Linked DNA regions of Homo sapiens: region 2 is linked to region 1. A link is an interaction called in ENCODE POLR2A ChIA-PET data of the cell type or tissue named here. Cell type or tissue: GM12878. All regions are shown on one strand. Each heading gives the region's core, and the rest is flanking DNA. Links, peaks and the distances in the headings are about the cores only. Region 1 holds the start of BLNK (B cell linker). Region 2 overlaps ENTPD1-AS1 (ENTPD1 antisense RNA 1).

Evidence for each region. ChIA-PET counts read pairs that join two places held together with the same protein. Peaks named below come from ENCODE experiments on the same cell type or tissue, not always from the same donor. Only the 100,000 strongest peaks of a DNase experiment are listed, where the experiment ranks them.
Region 2: POLR2A ChIA-PET joins it to region 1 with 5 read pairs; 2 of 35 experiments call an interaction of 5 or more read pairs at or near these places.

What each region holds. Positions count from the first base shown.
Region 1 is chr10:96,269,192-96,274,578 of GRCh38, forward strand. BLNK (B cell linker) reads right to left here and starts at 2,378. Exons shown (of 17, transcript NM_013314.4): 1 at 2,161-2,378. The coding sequence starts at 2,207. RefSeq lists enhancers at 1,124-1,243, 1,274-1,323, 3,433-3,532, 4,019-4,068, 4,199-4,258. In GM12878, for the core only: no CTCF peak of the experiment used is centred there; DNase peaks (open chromatin) are centred at 2,430 and 4,350; H3K4me3 peaks cover 4,812 bases; H3K27ac peaks cover 5,000 bases.
Region 2 is chr10:95,892,225-95,897,611 of GRCh38, forward strand. All of the region lies in intron 2 of ENTPD1-AS1 (ENTPD1 antisense RNA 1), which reads right to left. Among named protein-coding and RNA genes, the nearest start is that of CC2D2B, 13 kb to the right of the region's middle. RefSeq lists a silencer at 3,955-4,155. In GM12878, for the core only: no CTCF peak of the experiment used is centred there; no DNase peak of the experiment used is centred there.

The sequences.
Region 1 (5,387 bases), core at 255-5,254:
GCAGATGAGTGTAGTGTATGATTATCCATGGTATAATTTTGGTTTTCTATCCCATAATCTATGGTTGTATATTGCCCATCAACTACTCTGTGATCAAGCTGGACTTTGTCCCAAAGGGAGGAATCATAAAATGATTTAAGTTCTAGCACCTTTACTTAAATTCCCACCTGGATTCCCTGAAAGAGAATGCATTTCTGTATAGTTCTACATTATGGAATATGTCTGAAAACAAAAAAAAAAAAACATTTGGAATCCTCCTGTTCATTCAGAGGAAGGTGCCTAGTTAGTTTCTTTGCCATGTCTTTCTGCCCTCTCTTTCCCTCTTCCTTCTCACTGCCATGTCCCAAGTCCAGGCCTACAACCCTGGATGCTTGGGTTACTTAAGCGCTCCTCCCTCCCACCAGATCCCTGCCTCCAGTGTCCCTCCCACTCCAACGCATCCTACCAGGCTCCTTTAAGCCTACTGTCATGACATTGCTAACAGCTAACAGCATAACCTGTTCTCCAACTCCCTATGGTCAGGGCACTCACCATCCTTTGCAACCTGGACCCACCTTATTTGTCCAATCATACCAGGACCTTCAGGTCCCACATTCCCTACTCTTTAGTTTCTGCTGGACAGAAAACTCTCCTCACTATCCCACAAATGGACCGTACTTGTGTTAAGCTTTGAGTGACAGCCTCTGTATTTCCTCCCTCCCAGCACATAACATGTTTCCTCCAATTCTCCAGTATTTTATAATTTTACCCACCTCTCAAAGCCTACCTCTTAAAAGTATCTTCTCTATGAAACCTCCTCCTGCTACTCTAAGTCTCTTCTTACATTCCTTCTGTCGCTTACAGCTTCCATTGTATCACCCCCGCCCCTCATGAGGGTGTAGCTATTTGAGACCAAGGGCAAGAATGAGGTGCCTTCTTGTCCCGTCAGTGCTGATCACACAGCAGCACTCAACAGCATGTTCTTGAAATGGTTGAACACAGCTGATGTTGCCTACTGATCCCAGATCATTGATGCATTTCACATTACCTTTTACCAAGCACCTCCTAGGCATAAGACCTGTATTCTACTGTGAAGGGTTGTCCCTCTGCCAATCCAGACTTTCTCTTAAATATTGTCTCAAAAGCTTCAATTCTCTGGCTCATTGTTATCTGTGATTACTTGTCTGCTACATGTGTCACATCACCCCCTGAACATTTGGCTAAGTTCTAATATGTAGTCAGAATAGAAAACACTCCCTGAACAGAGGGGAACATCACACACCGGGGCCTGTCAAGGTGGGGGACTAGGGGAGGGAGAGAATTAGGAGAAATACCTAATGTAGATGACAGGTCGATGGGTGCAGCAAACCACCATGGGATGTGTATACCTATGTAACAAACCTGCACCTTCTGCACATGTACCCCAGAACTTAAAAGTATAATAAAAAAAAAAAACTGTTAAAAAATGTGAAAAAAAAACTGCACTCCCAGAACTTTAAAAGTTCCAGTCTCTGAAAGCCATGATGCCATTACAATGAGACAAAAAGAAGACCTTCAAAAGCAAAATTTGGGGAAGTTGTCTTTTCCATAGCTCCTTGACTCACGCCCATGGGGCCGCTTCTGGTTTATTCTTTTTGAGAGGCTTGTTATGGATATTGTTACATTGACATGAGGGCATTGGAAAGACAGATCTAATCCCCCCAAACACACTTGTCATATACACCCACAAAATAAATGAGACAATAAAACAATGAATAACAAATGATTACAGCTATCCTTAAAATTAAATAGTAACCTGCAATAAAATGGGTGAGGACTCAGTTTAGAGAAACCCTTCCTTAGAAAAGTTGGTTGCATTCAGATTCTAAAAGTTGACCTTCAGTAGAATCTAAGCCCTTGGCATTTGTTTTATTATCTTTCCAGAGCTTTACACTTTATTGTAAGAGGCAGCTAAAGCAAGTCTCTCTTGTTCCTACACATTTCTTTAAGAACTCAGTTCACTTCCCTATAGCAAGTGCCACCCAATGCTTTCCCTAAAAGCTCAGTCCACTTCCCTATAGTAAGTGCCACCCACTGGAAACTAGCAAAGCATTCCAGGATTTCAGTATTTCTGAGATGCCATAAGAGCACTGGGGGGAAAAAAAGGAGATGAAGAAGGGTATTGGGTGGGGAAAATCTTACCTCAACTTCTGACTGGCGGGGACGGTTATTTTATTAAGCTTGTCCATTCTGTTTGGTAATTGTAAGAGACACGAATAACTGTCCAGTGGTCACGTCAGCAGTTCCTGGCCCTCCTAGGGAGCAGCATGGTAAGCCTCTGGTCTCAAGGGTTCCGGCCACTCAAGTCTGATTTCTGAGAGTGCAGGCTGCTGGCAAACACCCCTGCTCTAGGGAGAAGTAAAACTTGCCCGAGCACATAGTCAAGTTTCATGTTTCTACATAATCATGTGATCTGGATAGCCAGCCAGCTTGGTGATTACTCCACTTTGTGTAAACTTTAATAATGAAACCTATTGGGCAGGCAAATTTCTTTCCAGCTGCTTTCTTTTACAATCAGATTTGTAACCAGGTTAGGACAAGTTTCTGGCTGGTCACTACTTCCTGTTTGTCCCAAACACATATAGTCTGTTTCCAGCAGGTGCATGCTATAACTGGGAACTTCCTGGGCTCAAGGAAAAGCAGAGTAATCAAGTCCATCTGAACCTCTCTTGGAGACTTTCTGCTTATTTGCATAAAGTTATGGATAAGCTTTTTCTACTTATAGAACCATTATATAAAAATGGCATTTTTGTGCTTTTTCCTACCCCCCGATGCGGGCAATACGTTTAAAAATAAATATCAGGTTGTCAGTGGCATGGTGGTAACAGTTTACTCAGAGAATTAGAGTATCTCTTTTTCTGGAGCTCTATTTAAAATGGGATGGGCAATTCTCTGTTCATCTGGGGGTAGGGATGGATGACTCAGGAAAGGGGAGATGAACTCTATCGTCAGATGTGCAGCCTCCTTATTGCCTGATAGAGTCAGGAGTTACCTCGCCGATAGCCAGATGCTTTCAAACAAACCAGGATGTACCCAAAAGTCAGATGAGAACAAATCTAACAGTTTCACAACAATGCAATTCCTACATCAGGCCATTCTGAAGTCCTAAAAGCAGAATGCCATTCCCCTCCTTGCATTTGCCTCTTTCTGTCCTGTCCACCACTTGCTCATCACACCCAGTGACACGCCAGACACGAGGCCATCTCAAGGTCAGACAGGTGGGGTGAGGCTGGGAGGAGGGAGCCATACCTGTAGGGGCTGAACCTATTCAGAGAACTCTACTTCCCTCCTGGAAGACTTTATATTTCCTTCTGCCTAATCTGAAAAATGCTGATTTACCTGTTGTTTAAAGAGCAGCCCGCAGTCCAGGGTCAAGGAGGAAGAAAATGGGAGGGAAGTGACCTTTTGTACCTGGACACACTTTTCTGCAGCCATTGAGAATGCCCTGCTCACCCTTGTGGAATAAAGTACACGTTTCCAACATTTATCAAGGGAACCAGTCTTCTCCTGGGTCAGAATACACAGCAGGACAAAGTAAAGAGCTCTCAGTTACCTCTCCTGTTGCAGACCCAAGATCTGGCTGAAGACAGTGGGGAAAGAGGAGAAGACAGAAGAGGAGAAGGAGGTGGAGGAAGAGGAGGAGGAGGAGGAGGAAGAAGCGGAGGAGGAGGAGGAAGAAGAAGCGGAGGAGGAGGAGACAGAGGAGGAGGGGGAGAAGGAACAGCGGCAGTGGTAGAGGTGGAAACCGTGGATGGATTTCTTCCCTCCTGTGCCTCTTCTTTGCACAAATGGATGTTCTGTCTTTTTCCAGGTAACCTTGATTATTCACATTCATCACTGCCTATGAATTTCTGGTTTGACCAGATGTTTAGGAGCAGAATCTTCAGAGCTGTTGAAGGGTGGGGCCCTTCTGCTTGGCCAGGACACTGACTTGGCCAGGCCAGCAAGAGAGCAGACAATGTTGCATGAGAAAAATGCAAGTGCTTGTCTCCTGCCATCATTCATTTTCCCCAATCTGGCTGCTCAATTTTCTTGCAGTGCATCCTGAAGGAGCTCTAGACCCTGCCTCCTCCTCTCCCATAGTTCCTAACTGAAAGAAACAAGTAGACTAGGATGGTAAAGGCACATACAATGTCATCAAAGATCAGGAAATTCAGGCTTCACTGAATGAAATGATAATAGTCAGCTCGTTCTTTCTGAATTATTGTAAAATGCACCCCATAAGTCACTTGACTTTTCTCTCCACCAACAACTTTGCTCAACACCTGGCTGACAACTTCATATTTCCCCAGAGAAAAAGACCAGAGGCAAAGGTTACACTTCTGCTTTTTCTTTTTACAGCCACTGGTCTTTCTTCTTTTTACTGTATTTAGTCTAACATGATGAAAATGAGAGACTGTGTTTCCAGACTGGACATTTTACCCCATGTGAAATACAGTGTGACAGCCTAATGTTCCAGGCCTGCCACAACTGCTTTGGCTTCTAAGTTGCTCCATGACTAAATGAAAATTTTAAATTATTTGACTCTAATTTTGAAGTGGGGAAAACCTGTTTTTTTTTTTTTTTTTTTTTTTTTTTTTTGAGACGGAGTCTTGCTGTCACCCAGGCTGGAGTGCAGTGGCACGATCTTGACTCACTGCAAGCTCCGCCTCCTGAGTTCACACCATTCTCCTGCCTCAGCTTCCTGAGTAGCTGGGACTACAGGCACCCGCCACCATGCCTGGCTAATTTTTTGTATTTTTTAGTAGAGACAAGGTTTCACCGTGTTAGCCAGGATGGTCTCGATCTCCTGACCTCGTGATCCGCCCGCCTCGGCCTCCCAAAGTGCTGGGATTACAGATGTGAGCCACCACACCTGGCCGGGGAAAACCTTTTTAAGCAAAACACAAAAAGGAAAAACAGTGGTAAATCTAGATACATATAAATTTAAACTTTTATGTGACAAATGCACCATAAATGAAAGTCAAAATACAAATGACAGGCCCCATAACTGGATTACCAAAAAGGTTAATGCAAAGATGGAAACTGATGATACCAAGCCTTAGTTGGTAACTTATAAAAGGAATGAAACCACACAACGTGGTTCCACAGCGCACACAGAACGATATACCATGATAAGCCTTTAAGGTCGGTCTACATAGCACAGTGGACATGGAAATTAATGAATCACTAGATTCACAGATGAGAAATTGACAATCCCAACCTTAAAGAAAATTTGGAGTGCCTATACACTGTTGCTAAAAGTATAAGGTGCAATGGTTTGGAAACAGTTTGGTATTTTCCAATAAATTTGATGGCATGCATACCTATGACCCAGCATGGATCACAGATATTGCGGAGCACTCCTAACTCTGTATATCAAAGCATGT
Region 2 (5,387 bases), core at 261-5,260, 380 kb before region 1:
AATTTGTTTAAAAGTTAAATATAAATTTACCATATGACCCAGAAATTTCACTCCTAGATATCAATCCATGAGAAATGAAAACATATATCCATACAAAGACCTCCATATGAATGTTCTTAGCAACCTTATTAACAGTAGCCAAAAATGGGAAACAACTGAAATGTCCACTGTGAACCCTGAATATCTGAGATAGGTCTCAGTTAATTTAGAAAGTTTATTTTGCCAAAGTTGAGGACATGTGCCTGTGAGACAGCCTCAGGAGGTCCTGATGACATGTGGCCAAGATAGAGCACAGTTTGGTTTTATACATTTTAGGGAGACATGAGACATAAATCAAATATATAAGATGAACACTGGTTTTGTCTGGAAAGGTGGGACAACTCAAAGCTGGGAGGGGGCTTCCAGGTCATAAGTAGATAAGAGACAAATGGCTGCATTCTTTTGAGTTTCTGATTAGCCTCTCCAAAGGAAGCAATCAGATATGCATTTATCTCAGTGAGTAGAGGGGTGACTTTGAATACAATGGGAGGCCGGTTTGCCCTAAGCAGTCCAGGCCTGACTTTTCCCTTTAGCTTAGTGATTTTGGGGCCCCAAGATTAATTTTCCTTTCACACCACCTACTGATGAATAGGTAGACAAAATGTGGTATATCCATATAATGTACTATTATTCAGCAAAAACACAAATGAACTACTGATATATGCTGTATATCATGGACAAACCTCAAAAACATTATGCTAAACGAAAGAAGCCAAACACAAGAGACCAATATTGTATGATTCCATTTATATGAAATGTCCACATGAGACAAATCTCTAGAGACAGAAACTACATTAATTGTTGCCTGGGGTGGGGGAATAGGAATGAACAATTCATGAACATGAAGGTTCTTATTAGGGAGATAGAAGTGTTTTAAAACTGATGTACAGTAATAGATGCATAAATAGGTAAATTTAATAAAAATCATTAAATTGTATGCTTGAAGTGGGTGAATTATATGGTATGTTAAATACCTAACCAACAAACAAATGGAAACACATCCCATGTACATGGATGGGTAGATTCAATATTGTGAAAATGACCATACCGCCAAAAGCAATCTGTAAATTCAATGCATTCCCATCAAAATACCACTGTCATTCTTCACAGAACTAGAAAAAACAATCCTAAGATGCATATGGAACCAAAAAAGAGCCCACATAGTCAAAGCAAGACTAAGCAAAAAGAACAAATCTGGAGATATCACATTACCCGACTTCATACTATAAGGCCATAATAACCAAAACAGCATGGCACTGGTATAAAAAGAGGCACATAGACCAATGGAATAGAAGAGAGAACCCAGAAATAAAGTCAAACACTTACAGCCAACTGATCTTCAACAAAGCAAACAAAAACATAAAGTGGGGAAAGGATACCCTATTCAACAAATTGTGCTGGGATAATTGGCAAGCCACATGTAGAAGAATGAAACTGGATCCTCATCTCTTACCTTATACAAAAATCAATTCAAGATGGATAAAAGACTTAAATCTAAGACCTAAAACCATAAAAATTCTAGAAGATAACATTGGAAAAACCCTTTTAGACATCGGCTTAGGCGAAGACTTCATAACCAAGAACCCAAAAGCAAATGTAACAAAGATAAATAGATGGGACTTAATTAAGCTAAAAAGCTTCTGCACAGCAAGATAATAATAATAATAATAATAATAATAGTAATCAGCAGAGTAAACAGACAACCCACAGAGTGGGAGAAAATCTTTGCAATCTATGCATCCAATGAAGGACTAATATCCAGAATCTACAGGAACTCAAACAAATTAGCAAGAAAAAAACAAACAGTCCCATCAAAAAGTGGGCTAAGGACATGAATAGACAATTCTCAAAATAAGATATACAAATGGCCAACGAACATATGAAAAAATGCTCAACATCACTGATTATCAGGGAAATGCAAATCAAAACCACAATGCAATACTACCTTACTCCTGCAAGAATAGCCATAATCAAAAAAATAAAAATAAATAGATGTTGGTGTGGATGTGGTGAAAAGGGAACACTTTTACACTGCTGGTGGGAATGTAAATTAGTACAACCACTATGAAAAACAGTGTGGAGATTCCTTAAAGAACTAAAAGTAGAACTACATTTGATCCAGCAATCCCACTACTGGGTATCTACCCAGAGGAAAAGAAGTCATTATACAAAAAAGATACTTACACACACTTGTTTACAGCAGCACAATTCACAATTGCAAAATCTGCAAAAATATGGAACCAGTACAAATGCCCATCAATCAACGAGTGGATAAAGAAAATGTGGTGTGTATACACACACACACAAACACACACACACACACACACCCACGAGGGAATACCACTCAGCCACAACAAGGAATGAAATAATGGCATTTGTAGCAACCTGGATGGAACTGGAGACCATTATTCTAAGTGAAGTAACTCAGGAATGGAAAACCAAATATCGTATGTTCTCACTCATAAGTGGGAGCTAAGCTATGAGGACACAAAGGCATAAGAATGATACAATGAACTTTGGGGACTTGGGGGAAAGGCTGGGAGAGGGGATGAGGGATAAAAGAGTATACATTGGGTACAGTGTACACTGCTTGGGTGATGGGTGCACCAATATCTCAGAAATCACCACTAAAGAACTTCTGCACGTAAGCAAACATCACCTGTTCCCCAAAAACTATTGAAATAAAAAATATTAAAATGAATAAACATCATATATAATTTGGTTTATCCAGTAAATGACTAACTTTAAGAGAAATTCACAAATTGATTTTAAATGATTTAAATTTTTGTAACAAATTAGAATCCCTTATGCTTGATAAAACAATTAGTAAAACTAAGTAGAATCAAGTAATCTTTTCTGCATTTTAGTGTTCCTGATTCTTTTGAGCAAATATAGAAGGCCTGAAGACAATTTCATTTTAGAGTTTAAGAATTTTTCAGAATTTGTTTGATCCAAATCCCTCCATGTACTGGGGTCACTTGTGACAAGAAAAAAGAAAACCTTGACCATGGTCACATGGTAAGTCGGTAGCAGAACTAGACAAAAACTCAGCTCTCCTGATTTCTAATCTAATACTTTTTTCATTATCCCATGCAACCTCCCACATTTTCAGAACAGAAACAGAAAAATTAGAAGGAGAAAAGTAACCCAAACTCATAGGACTGTATCTTTTTTGGATTCCTACAAATACTCTTAAGCTTTGTTTCAGGAAGCAGTTACTTGGAAACAGTTTGATCCTTTCAGGTCTCGCTGTTAAGACTTATTAGGTAAGATCAGAGTAGTGTTTAGTCTAGAGTTCATTCCCCACTATTGAGACAAGGCCCTTCTGAACTCTACCCAGCATCCTGTGAATTATGAGGTTTTCCATAGATCAGAGTAGTGTTTAGTCTAGAGCTCATTATTCCTTACTATTATGAGGTTTTCCATAGATCAGAGTAGTGTTTAGTCTAGGGCTCATTATTTCCCACTATTGAGACAAGGCTCTTCTGAATGCTACCCAGTATCCTGTGAATTATGAGGTTTTCCATAACCTCATAATGGCTGGTGGGAAAAGTCCCTATTGCCAGCCCTAAGTGAGCTCCAAGTACTGTTCCTTCTAATCTTCTAGAGTAGCTCTTTCTCCAGCCTCAGGTACTTTCCTGAAATGCAGGGAAACCTTCTGCATTCCAGGAAAGTATCTGAGGGTTGGTAAAGAGTACCCTAGAATACTCTCCCTGGGCAGTACTCTCTTGTCCAGTGCTAGCTGCCTTGGTTTCCCAGGCGTCTCAGTTCTGTCCCCTTAACTTGGCAGTGACTTGCTCCATCATGATTCCCACTTTCTGCACCATGACCTGGAAACTCTCTCAAGGCAGCAAGCTGGAACATTTCTCAGAGATCACTGTCCTTCATTGCCTGATATCCAACTTCTTGGAAATTGTTGTTTCATATATTTTCTTCACTTTTTTTTTTGTTGTTTCAGGTGGGAGGGTTAATCTGGTCCCTGTTACTTCCTCTTATCTGAAAGCAGAAGTCCCAGTGGCGTCATTTTTTTTTTCTTACTCTGAAATCTTGGGTCTAACAACTCTCTCCTACTTTATGAATTGGCTAATAACAATTCCTTTTCTTTTAATAGCCTTTTCTTTTATCTGTTCTCATAATGAGAAGCACAATTAAATGCTTATAAAGCTTTGGTAAGAGGTACTTGGCAAAAATAAACAATTTAAGTATGATGACTACTGACAAAGACTCTCCTTAAGCAAAATTTAGTCAGGTTCCTTTGAGCCCATTCTCTACTAGGCCCGGTACTTGGGCCTTGTCCTCAAGAGCAAGAATCCTGTTAAGTCAGTTTTGTAAGAATCCCATCCTCATATCTGACCTCCTTCAATATCTGATCAAATTCCTCATCCTCCATTGCCCCCGAGGTGTTGTCTGATCATCCTGGCCTGCCTTCAGCAAGAATCCTGTTAGGTCTGTTTAACCAGAATTACCTCTTACCTTGATGTTTCCTCCTAGGAATTTTCCATCCACCGACCCCACTCTGTTCCTTGGTATGAATCCCCCCTTATTCTTCTTCTTTTCAGAACTGAGCACAGTTCTATACTCAAGTCCCTTACTTTATTCCAATAGTTCCTGAGTAAAATCTATTTTTTACTGCTTTCTTTACTGTCTAGCTCTGGTTTTAATACTATGTCTAATTTTACATAAAAATCCTTTATCACATATTCCACACTTTGAAACTCTAGCACTATCAACACCTAAGCTGAAAATGGTCTCTTATCCCTTAAAATTAAGGTTGTAAAAGTATTAAACTAAACAATAAAAAAAAAATCCACCTTGTTGTCATTGGCTCTAATTCTATATACTCCAAATACAAACAACTGTAGTGATTATGTCCCATTTAAGATTCTCTGCATTCCCTTTCCACATATTGGGAATTATTTCTATAAAGGCAGTAAGCAGGGTCAATGAAAACTTTAATCATTGCATTTTGGAGCCAAAGGGGACCTCAGAAAATCAATTTCTAATTGCTGTCTTTGTGGAGGTCAAAAACTGAAGTCTTGAAAGAATTTAACTGTCTTACTACTATATTATAGGAGACATGAGACTCAGTCATTATCCATCTTGAATTTTTAGTGATTTAAAATGTAGTATTATAGGCCGGGTGCGGTGGCTCACGCCTGCAATCTCAGCACTTTGGGAGGCTGAGGCGGGCGGATAACGAGGTCAGAAGATCGAGACCATCCTGGCTAACACAGTGAAACCTTGTCTCTACTAAAAATACATACAAAAAATTAGCCGGGCGTGGTGGCGGGCACCTGTAGTTCCAGCTACTCAGGAGGCTGAGGCAGGAGAATGGCATGAACCCGGGA